2 separate regions of the Homo sapiens genome follow, and region 1 is linked to region 2. Evidence: read pairs that join two places in POLR2A ChIA-PET (ENCODE). Cell type or tissue: MCF 10A. All regions are shown on one strand. Links, peaks and the distances in the headings refer to the core of each region. The heading gives the core; the rest is flanking DNA.

Region 1 (5,721 bases), core at 881-4,880, 280 kb before region 2:
CTTAATAGAGAGGAATGTTTATGGTGCAGTATTTGCTGACAAGAAAATCTACGATGAAAAAAGAAACAGGTCCAGGTGCAATGGCTCACACTTGTGATCCCAGCACTTTGGGAGGCCAAGGCAGGAGGATTGCTTGAGCCCAGGAGTTCAAGAGCCTGGACAACATAGTGAAACCCCATCTCTACAACAAAGTAAAAAGATTAGCTGAGCATGGTGGCACATGCCTGTAGCTTCAGCTACTTGGGAGGATGAGATGGGAGGATCACTTGAGCCCAGAAGGTTGAGGCTGCAGTGAGCTGTGATTGTGCCACTGCACTCCACTCCAGCCTGGGTGACAGAGTGAGAATCTGTGTCCAAAAATAAAACAAAGGAAAAGGAAAAAGAAACAAACCAAGCAAACCACCATGTATTTTTTCAGAGTGATACCTTCTCGCAGGTCCTTTAGGAAGTATTCCAGAATAACGCATTGATATTGTAGGAGATGACGGCCCCATATGTGTTACTGCCCTTAGAGACCTTCTGGTGGGATGAGATGTGACGGTGGAAGGTGGGAGACACTGATATTGATGATCTGGACCCTGTGTAGGCCTAGGCTAATGTGTATGTTTGTGTCTTTTTTTTTTTTCAGGCTTAATCACTTCATTTTTCTTGTATAAAAACCCTATGTTGTAGCCACAGCTGGAGCCTGGGTCCACTGCACCGAGACTCTAGTGTGGGTCTTGACGAGGTGGTCAGTGAATTCCTGATAGAGAGACTTAGTGAATACAGTCTCCTTCCAGAGGTCGGGGGTCAGGTAGCTGTAGGTTTTAGAGATGGCATCAAAGGTGGCCTTGGCGAAGTTGCCCAGGGTGGCAGTGCAGCCCTGGGCTGAGGTGTAGCAGTCATTGATACCAGCCATCATGAGCAGCTTCTTGGGCACAGGCGCTGAGACAATGCCAGTGCCCCTGGGTGCAGGGATGAGGTGCACCGGCACAGAGCCGCAGCGGTCTGTCATCTTGCAAGGGACGGTGTGGGGCTTGCCAGTCTTGTTCTCCCAGCAGCCTCTGCTTATGGGGACAATGGAGAGCTTGGCCAGGATGATGGCCCCGCAGATGGCAGTGGCCACCTCCTTGGAGCACTTAATACCCAGACCGACGTGGCCATTGTAGTCCCCGATGGCAACAAACGCCTTGAACCTGGTGCGCTGGCCGGCACGGGTCTGCTTCTGGACCGGCATAATCTTCAAAACCTCGTCCTTGAGAGAGGCCCCCAGGGAAAGGTCAATGATCTCAGATTCCTTAATGGGCAGGGAGAAGATATAGATCTCCTTCAGGGACTTGATCTTCATGGCCTTGAGCAAGCGGCCCAGCTTGGTGACGGCATCCACTCCTTATCCTCGGCCTTGCCTCCGCGAGCTCCGCAGCCTTGGCCCCGGCCGCGTCCACGGCCGCGACTCCGGCCCCCGATGCCACTGCCGAAGCCTCCGCGGAAGCCACCATTGTTCCCCATCCCAGTGCCCCCAGGGCCTCCGGGCCCCCGCGCTGCACCGGCATCATCCGCCATTTGTTTTCTCGGATAAGAAGGTTTGTGTCTGTTTTTAACAAAAAAAGTTTAAAATATAAAATGTTTATTTATTTATTTATTTTTGAGTTGGAGTCTTTCTCTGTTGCCCCGGCTGGAGTGCAGTGGCATGATCTCAGCTTACTGCAACCTCTGCCTCCCGGGTTCAAGCGATTCTCCTGCCTCAGCCTCCCAAGTAGCTGGGATTACAGGCACCCATCACCACGCCCGGCTAATTTTTGTATTTTTAGTAGAGATGGGGTTTCACTGTATCGTTCAGGTTGGTCTCGAACTCCTGGCTTCAAGTGATCAACCCACCTTGGCTTCCCAAAGTGCTGGGATTACAGGCGTGAGCCACTGCGCCCAGCCCCCAAAATAATTTTAAACAGAAAAAAAGGCCGGGTGCGGTGGCTCATGCCTGTAATCCCAGCACTTTGGGAGGCCGAGGTGGGCGGATCACGAGGTCAGGAGATCGAGACCATCCTGGCTAACACGGTGAAACCCCATCTCTACTAAAAATTCAAAAAAATTAGCCGGGTGTGGTGGTGGGTGCCTGTAGTTCCAGCTACTCGGGAGGCTGAGGCAGGAGAATGGCGTGAACTTGGGAGGCGGAGCTTGCAGTGAGCCGAGATCGCGCCACTGCATTCCAGCCTGGGCGACAGAGGGGGACTCTGTCTCAAAAAAAAAGAAAAAAAAAGAGAACAGAAAAAAAGTGGCCGGGCGCTGCAGCTCACACCTGTAATCCCACCACTTTGGGAGGCTGAGGTAGATGAATCATGAGCTCAGGAGTTTGAGACCAGCCTGGTCAGCATGGTGAAACCCCATCTATCCTAAAATTACAAAAATTAGCCGGGGGTGGTGGCAGGCGCCTGTAATCCCAGCTACTTGGGAAGCTGAAGCAGGAGAATCACTTTAACCCAGGAGACGGAGGTTTCAGTGAGGTGAGGTTGTGCCACTGCACTCCAGCCTGGGTGACAGAGTGAGACTCTATCTCAAAAGAAAAAGTAAAAAAAAAAGAAAAAATTTAAAAATTAATTTAGTGTAGCCTAAATATACAGCGTTTATATGATCTGGAGTAGAGCACAGTCATGCCCTAAGCCTTTACGGTCACTCACCACTCACTCACTCACTCACCCAGAGCAACTTCCGGTCCTGCAAACTCCCTTCATAGTAAGTGCCCTATACAGGTGTATAATTAAAAAGAAAATATTTTATACCATGGTTTTACTGTACCTCCATGGTTTTACTGTACCTTTTTAAAATAAATAAATTTATCTGAGACAAGATCTCACTCTGTTAACCAGGCTGGAGTGCAGTGGTGGGATCAAGGCTCACTGCAGCCTCAAGTTCCCAAGCTCAAGCAATCTTCTCACCTCAGCCTCCAGAGTAACTGGGACCACAGGTGTGCGCCACCATGCCTAGCTAATTTTTTGATTTTTTTTTTTTTTTTTTTGTAGAGATGAGGTCTCACTATGTTGCCTAGGCTGGTCTTGAACTCCTGGGCTCAAGTAATCCTCCCGCCTTGGCCTCCCAAAGTGTTGGGATTGCAGGTGTAATCCCAACAGCTACTCAGGAGTACAGGCCGTGCCTGGCCTTACTGTACCTTTTCTATGTTTAGATACACAAATACTTATCATTGCATTGTAATTGGCTACAGTGTTCAGTCCAGCAACGTGCGGTATAGATTTGTAGCCTAGGAGCAATAGGCTGTAGCACATAGCCTGCATGTGTAGTAGGCTGCACCACTTAGGTTTGCGTAAGTGCATTCTATCACGTTCGCACAATGACAAAATTACCTAGCATCGAATTTCTTGGAATGTATCACTGTTGTTAAGTAATGCATGACTGTACATACCGAACAGAATGTAAACATATGTTTAGCAAGAATGTGTTTAAGAATATTCATAAAAACTTTTCATAATAACCAAAGGAAATAATCTGAATGCCCGTCAACAGTAGGATGGATAAATAAGCTGTGGTGTAGTTACATAATGGAATGCTACGTGATAATGAGAATGAATGATCTACAGCTATACTCAACAATGTGGATCAATCTTAAAAAAACATGTTGAGCTAAAGAAGCCAGATATGAAAGAGGAGTTATGGTATTATTCCATTTATGTAAAGCACAAAAACAAGCAAAACTAATTTATGCTGTTAGAAGTCAGGATAATGGTCACCTTTGGGGAGAGATAGTACTTGGAAGGAAGCATGAGGGGGCACTTACGGTGTGTTGGAAATGCTCTGGTTTTTTTTTTTTTTTTGAGACAGAGTCTTGCTGTGTCGCCTAGGCTGGAATGCAATGGCACATCTCGGCTCACTGCAGTCTCCGCCTCCTGGGTTCAAGCGATTCTCCTACCTCAGCCTCTCGAGTGGCTGGGATTACAGGAGCATGCCACTATGCCTGGATACCTTTTGTGTTTTTAGTAGAGACGGGGTTTCACCACATTGGCCAGGCTGATCTCGAACTCCCGACCTCGTGATCCTCCCACCCCAGCCACCCAAAGTGCTGGGATTACAGGCATGAATCACCGCGCCCGGCCATGCTCTGTATTTTTTTTTAGAGACAGGGCTCACTCTGTCAGAGCTCACTGGAGCCCTAAATTTCTGGGGCTCAAGTGATCCTCCCGTCTTAGCCTCCCAAGTAGCTGGGATTATAGGCATGTGCCACTACCCTTGCCAGAAATGCTGTTTCTTAAACCAAATTCTAGTACATGGGTGTGTTCAGTTTGTGAGAATTTGCCAAGCTGTATACTTGTGTTTGGGTACTTTATGTATATGTCAATAAAAAGTTTAAAAAAAAAAAAAAAAACCCAGGCCGGGCGCGGTGGCTCACACCTGTAATCCCAGCACTTTGGGAGGCCGAGGCGGGTGGATCACGAGGTCAGGGGTTCGAGACCAGCCTGACCAACATGGTGAAACCCTGTCTCTACTAAAAATACAAAAATTAGCTGGGTGTAGTGGCGGGCGCCTGTAATCCCAGCTACTCAGGAGGCTGAGGCAGGAGAATTGCTTGAACCTGGGAGGCGGAGGTTGCAGCGAGCTGAGATCGCGCCACTGCATTCCAGCCTGGCGACAGAGCGAGACTCCGTCTCCAAAAAAAAAAAAAAACAAACAAACCCCAGATTCCTGGGTTGAGAAATGCCATTAAGAAAACAAACAGGCAAGCTACAAATTGGGAAAAAATATTCGTAAAACATACCTGACAAAGAACTGGTAGACAGGATATAAGAGAATTTCTGCAACTTAATAAAGACAAATGACTCAATTACAACAAAATTGACAAAAAATATGAACCGACACTTCACAAAAAAAGATATACATGTGGCCAATAAGTACATGAAATTGTGCTCAAAATCGTAAGACACAAGGGAAATGAAAATTAAAATCACAATGAGGGCCAGGAGTGGTGGCCCACATCTGTAATCCCCTCACTTTGGGAGGCTGAGGTGGGAGGATCACTTGAGGCCAGGAGTTTGACACCAGCCTGGGCAAAATAGGGAGACCCGACCCCCCCCCGCCGCCTCTACAAAAACAAACAAACAAACAAACAAACAAAAAACCCACAATGAGATAGGCTGGCTGAAATTTTTTTTTTTGAGACAGGGTCTTGCTCTGTCACCCAGACTGAAGTTCAGTGACACAATCGTGGGTCACTGCAGCCTCAACCTCTTGGGCTCAAGTGATTCTCCCACCTCAGTCCCCCAAGTAACTGGGGCTAATTTTTTAGAGAGACAAGGTCTCACTATATTGCCCAAGCTAGTCTTGAGCTCCTTAGCTCAAGGCAATCCTCCCACCTCAGCCTCCTGAAGTGCTGGGATTACAAGCATGAGCCACCACACCTGGCCCACAGCTAAACTTAAGAAAGACTGGTAAGACTAAATATGAGGATATGGAGCAACTGGAACTGTCATACATTGTTGATGGGAAAGGCTTGGGAGTTTCTTTTTTTTTTTCCTTTTTTTTTTTTTGAGACAGAGTCTCGCTGTGTGCCCAGGCTGGAGTGCAGTAGCACGATCTCGGTTTACTGCAAGCTCTGCCTCCCGGGTTCATGCCATTCTCCTGCCTCAGCCTCCCGAGTAGCTGGGACTACAGGTGCCCGCCACCATGCCCGGCTAATTTTTTGTATTTTTAGTAGAGACGGGTTTTCACCCTGTTAGCCAGGATGGTCTCCATCTCCTG
Region 2 (5,721 bases), core at 855-4,854:
GGAAGCAACAGCTGGAAGAGGCCTGTGGCCTGTCACTATCCACACGGTTGCTTCTCTGCAAGACAGAGGCCCGCCACGGTGAGCTGGTCTGTCCAACCAGCTCCTGAGTTGCCAGTCAAATGATGGGCTCGGCCTCAGCGCTCAGCTTTGAAGTTTAATGGGGATCCTGGTAGCCCACAGGTCTTGGCCAGATCTTGCCCTTTAGTAAGTGTCTTCTTCCACTTCCCATCAGGGGCCTGGAGCCTGGCCAACTCCCTGAGGCATCTCTCCCAGCTTATTTGGATTGAGGGATGGAGGGTGCCTCCTGCCCTGGAGAGGGAGGTGGAGAATGGAACCCGTACCCTGATTGGGAAACAGAAACCTCAGGAGGCACCAGGCAGCAGGACTGGACAAAGAAGTGCCGGCCAGACTGGCTCCCTGGGGTCCCAGAAGTCACAGACCTACACAATGTCTCCCTGGGTTAGAGGATGAACAGAACACTAGCAACTCTCTTACCAGTGTTCTCCAGACTTGTCTGTCCTGCCCCTAACTCCACCTCCTTTGGGCTTGTGTGAGAAAACGTGTCAGAGCCAATTTGACACCTACATCCATCCACTGGACATGTAATCCTGCGCAACTTACTTCTCTGTACTTCAGTTTCCTCATCTGTAAAATGGGAATAATGATTGTCTTCAGCTTATAGAATGATGTGAATATTAAATGAATTAACACAGACAAAGTGCTTAGAATAGGGCCTGGCACAGAGTAAGCATGTATTAGATGTTGGCTGCTATTATTATTATTATTACAAGAGTTCTGAGATTACTCCCTTAGGCCCCAGTATTTTCCTCTGGGGTGTTTTTTGTCACTTTCTGTCACTTAAAATGGATTGAGATTTTAGGGCAAACACTGGAGAAGCTTCTCAATTCCTCCTAATGGGCCTGCTGAGGGTGCCGTGGCTGACTGTGGGCACCGGCTTGCTGCTCCTCTCCTGGCCGCCTCCAGTTCCAGGCTGCTTTTGCTGCTCTGCCTCACTGGTCTGTTCGGAGTATCCACAGCTGCTAGCTGGAGAAGCGGTGTTAATACCTCATTAGCACCTTCGGCTGCTCCTTGTGGGCACTAATCACTTCAGTTTGCTGCCTCTGGAGTGACTCTGTGCTGCCTTTGAAAAGCAGGCCATGTGATGGCGCAGAGACTTCTCCAGCTGGTCCCAATTCCCTCCCTCAGATTGTTACTTTTACCCAGGAAGTGAAACAACTTACTGTTTACATTTTGTATACACACACACACACAAATATAAAATTTTTTAATAGATCAAATCCTTACTCCTTCATCAGGACCTGAAACTAAACCTGTAAGCAGCTTCTTCCAGAGCCTTCCTCTTCTTCCCCAGTCCACACCTGCAGACCTGCCCCTCACCCGTGCCACCCGCGGTTTGTACAGGAATCAGACAAGAAGGCAAGGGCCCGAATTGGAAGCAGATGTTTGGGACGATGAGTGAGGTTGGGGTGGAGACAATAGGAAGGACGTAGACCCTGCTAGAGCTGCTTGTTGCTCTGACATACCGCCAAGGCTCAGAAAAATAGAGTGACTGTTCCTGGTTAAATACCCAGCTGTTACTCGTGCCAAACTTTCCTGGGCCTCAATCCTCAGAGTCTCTGGCTCTGCTTCCAAAGTTCTCCATATCCTCATGCCAACCACTATCTTGGCCCCTTCTTCCCACCATGCCAAGCCCCCAAGACCAGCCATACCCCTAAAAGTCAGGACTGGAGTTTTACTCACCCCGCCCCACAAAGCTAACCCACGATGCCATTTTTTTGAAGCCTAAACTCAAGATATGGTCTGACAAAAGAGGTTTTGCTGATTCTGGGTGTGAGAGTCTACTGGAAGACATGGCTTGGACGCCAAGACCACAGAGTTTTCAAGGTTTAGAGGGATGATAGGTCAGAATTGTTAAACCAGACCACTGCGGAGTATGCAGATGGGTGGCTGTTGACTGCACCCACTTTAGAACATCTCCAGAGCTGCACATGAGCCTGCCAGGAGCCAACAGCACATTTGTCTACCCTGACTGTGACATAAAATGCTAGATCTATAGGAGAACACCCAAGTTTAATTCCATTGTTTTGATTTTTCAAGGAGACACAAGTTGGCATCATCATGAACAAGGTTTCAGAGAAATCCCATTGGAAAGAGAGGCTAAATAACTGGTTTTCTAAAGGCGATGGCCTGACCCAACCCCTATCCAGAGCTGTGATCCCAGTCAGAAGCTTAGGACATCAACTTTAAGATCTGCCCAATCCCCAGGAGGAATAGATGTCAGCTGCTGTATACGACAGAGAGATAACCAGGGACTCTAGTTTCCTGGTTTAATATTAAGGGAAATTCCACTGAAGCTCAGTGTTTCCACCCATAGTGGTCACAACCAACCAATTTCATGGGTGTTCATAAAATTGATTTGCCTTTTCACGCCTCTGAGTTTATTGGAAATGGTATTCCTTTGACTTTCCTCTGCCACACTGATTATAACCATAGCACAAACCCTTTGATTGCTATTAGTGTTGGAGATACCTCCCTCTCCCCATCCACTCAAGATTCTAATTTCATTCACTGAGCTGCAGGCTATTGGCCAGTTCCCTATTGCCAAAGTCAACACTTCCGGTCTGCTTTGTCTGGGAGAGCAGATTAAAGGGAGAGTGGGCCCTAAGATTACCGAGTCCCCTTTCCCAGGCTGTCCCAGGACCTGCCCAAGTGATGGCCTATTTATGGCACAATAATGCGCTTGCTCCTTGGGTCTCTTGGTTTGGAATCTATCTTTACAAGGGTTCTTTCTTCTCTGAAAATCAACAGGGAGAGAGTAACTTCCCTCTCTGTAGGAAGCTAGACTAATTTCACTTGTAGCAACAGCAACTCTATAATATAGAAAGTCTCCAAATACATAAAGAAATGCTCCCCACCAAGTAAACAGGAGAAACTATTGAAGGGGGGGACAGTGGTGATGGGTTTGGGTGCCCAAGCTTCAGGAGAAGGAAACTCTAAGGAAAATAGATTGTTTATATCTGTCTCCCAAGATTGTAAGCTTCTCAGAGGCCAGGATCACATTCTACCTTGTGTGTCCCTAGCTCCCCGCACAGTGCTTGATACATAGGAAACGTCTGCTGAAATGCAGAGCTGCACAGAACTCAAGAAAAAAAAAGGGAGGCTACAAACCCAGGGATGGAACAGAAATACCTGACTGGGAGGGGAGGAGGTTAGGAAATGAAATGACAACTTAGAGCAGGATTGGACGTAGGAGACCAAGCACAAAATGATGACACACACATAATCTTCCTCTTGCACAATAACACAACATTTTGTTTTCAACATAACATAAAAGCCATCAAAGGCTCTCTAGCTGGCTTGCAAATACTCTGATATCCCTGACTCTGCTAATGGGCAAACAGAGGAATGTCTTGGCAACTCCCTCAAGTGGGAGTTCTGAGGAGAGAGGAAACATTGTTGGTCTGTAGAAGAAGGGAAGATTCAGAAAAACTCCTTTATGTGCAAATCCATAATGCAGGTGAAGTGGGGGGTTGCAGAAAGAGCGACTTCACTCAAGAGAGTTACAGAAACCCCCTCACCCTGGAAAAGATACTATGCTTATGGTTTCAACAGAATAGTTTCATAGTATCTTCACAGTCTTGTTTAGGGTGTGTGTTGTCTCCCTTTAACTCTGGCATTCTTGAAAATGTTTGCTTCCTCAGTGAGATATCCACCAGGAATTTGGCCTTTGCCAAATGGTGCTATTTCATATGAGCAGAGTTTAGAGACAAAAGATTTATTCCAATAAGTCTTTTTCTGCAGACTTAATTACCAGAGATAAACATCAGGGTATTATGTAACATATCTGACCTCATTATTTCATTTGATACCTATTGAGTTTCCACCAAAGCAAGGATACTAAAATTTCAGGGCCTTTTTCCTCAGTTATATCCTCAAGGGTGTCTTGTATTCTTTATATAGAATTCACTTAAACTTGGAAGTCACTTTGCTCATTAGTTGGTAGTCTAAGGAACTTTCTACATGCAAAAGATTCTAAAGCCATTACTAATAGCTGTATCTCTTAAAATCTCTCTACCCTGCATGAGTAGGGCCTTTTCCCATAAATCCCAAATCCCCAAGTGACTGATAGGTAAGCCAAGGTATAAAGTGTTAATCTGTCACACACAGCATCACCAAGTGAACAAGGCAGAGTCAGCGAGCACAGTGGCCCAGTGCCTGGGCTGTTTCTTAGTCTAAACTAATCTGCTAGAGACAAACCAGAAATGTGGAGTTTGGGCTTCGACACGAAACAGACCCATGTTCAAATACAGCTCTACCACTTGCCAGCTAAGAAACCTTGGCAGTTACTTATCCTCTGTGTGCCTCAACTGTGTTTTGTGTAAAATGGAGAAAACAAGACATACCTTGCAGGGTTGTTGTGAATGAGACAATAAATACTAAAGCTCCTAGCATATGGGAAGAGCTAAAAAAAAAAAAAAAAAATGGTAGCTATTATCATGATTCAGTAATCAGGTGAATTAAAGGAAGTCAAGGTTCCTACCACATGACATAGGATTGAGATACAGCTCCCTCAAATACCTCTTCCGTCCTTACAGGATCATGCAAAGGAGGAAGTCTCTTCTGACTTGGTGTCTTCTTCATGAATGTTTGGGCCAGGTGTCTTGAGTACTCATTCTCTCTGGCCTGCCTGGACACGGCAAGGTGAAAAACAGAGTCACCACCCCCTGGGAATTTCCACACCAGTCATCGACTCTAGCATTCTCAACTGCCCCCAGACCCATACAGCCTCCTGCTACAGAAACTACCAGGGCCCTAAGTCACAGTCAGCATGGTAACACACATACTATATATAGGAAAACTTTTTTCCCAAGAACTCTTAAGTTATTAGTCGATTTTCTTAATTGGTTAATAGCATCATTTTGCAGGTCAGGAAACTGATACTGAAAGAAGGTTGTCTTGCCCAAAGTTGAACCACGGGAGTTAAAAATAAAAATATGAACATTTGGCTGGGCCCCATGGCTCATGCTTGTGATCCCAGCACTTTGGGAGGCCGAGGCAGGCGGAATACCTGAGGTCAGGAGTTCAAGACCAGTCTGGCCAACATGGTGAAACCCCGTCTCTACTAAAAACACAAAAATTAGCCAGACATGGTGGCACACACCTGTTATTCGGGAGGCTGAGGCAGGAGAATAGCTTGAACCTGGGAGGTGAAGGTTACGGTGAGCTCTGAGATCATCCCACTGCACTCGAGCCTGGGTGACCAAGTGAGACTCTGTCTCAAAAAAAACAAACAACAAAACAAAAAAACAAAAAAAATTCAAGCCCATCAATTCATGGTTTTCTATCCTTTGAGGGTCCCATTTTGCAAACTTGATGCAAACGTGTCCAACGGTACCTTCTTCGAGAAAACACCCAGTGACACGAGATGCCTATCCTGCAAGGAGTGCTGGAGGCCCAGGGCCCCTAGAGTCAGAAACATAGGATACAAGTAAATTCCTGTCAACAGGATGGACCATCTGGTAGAGGACATAATGAGGTTTATAAAGAAGCCTCCTCTCCTACCTCCAAGACTGACTTCTTCCTAGAGTCATACCTAAAAGATGAACTCCTAAAACCTCACTTGGAAATTTGCCTGGTTTGCCAGGTGAACCTGGTCTCAGGCATTCACAGCCATCACAGACTACAAAAGCCATGGTGGCC

What was found. Peaks named below come from ENCODE experiments on the same cell type or tissue, not always from the same donor. Only the 100,000 strongest peaks of a DNase experiment are listed, where the experiment ranks them.
Region 1: POLR2A ChIA-PET joins it to region 2 with 5 read pairs; 2 of 35 experiments call an interaction of 5 or more read pairs at or near these places.

The regions. Positions count from the first base shown.
Region 1 is chr14:74,377,062-74,382,782 of GRCh38, forward strand. It overlaps the pseudogene RPS2P2. Among named protein-coding and RNA genes, the nearest start is that of VRTN, 31 kb to the left of the region's middle. In MCF 10A, for the core only: no CTCF peak of the experiment used is centred there; a DNase peak (open chromatin) is centred at 3,310.
Region 2 is chr14:74,652,455-74,658,175 of GRCh38, forward strand. LOC105370567 (a long non-coding RNA gene) reads right to left here and starts at 5,070. Exons shown (of 2, transcript XR_007064268.1): 1 at 4,600-5,070; 2 at 1-1,044. It also overlaps the pseudogene LOC100419503. In MCF 10A, for the core only: no CTCF peak of the experiment used is centred there; a DNase peak (open chromatin) is centred at 3,297.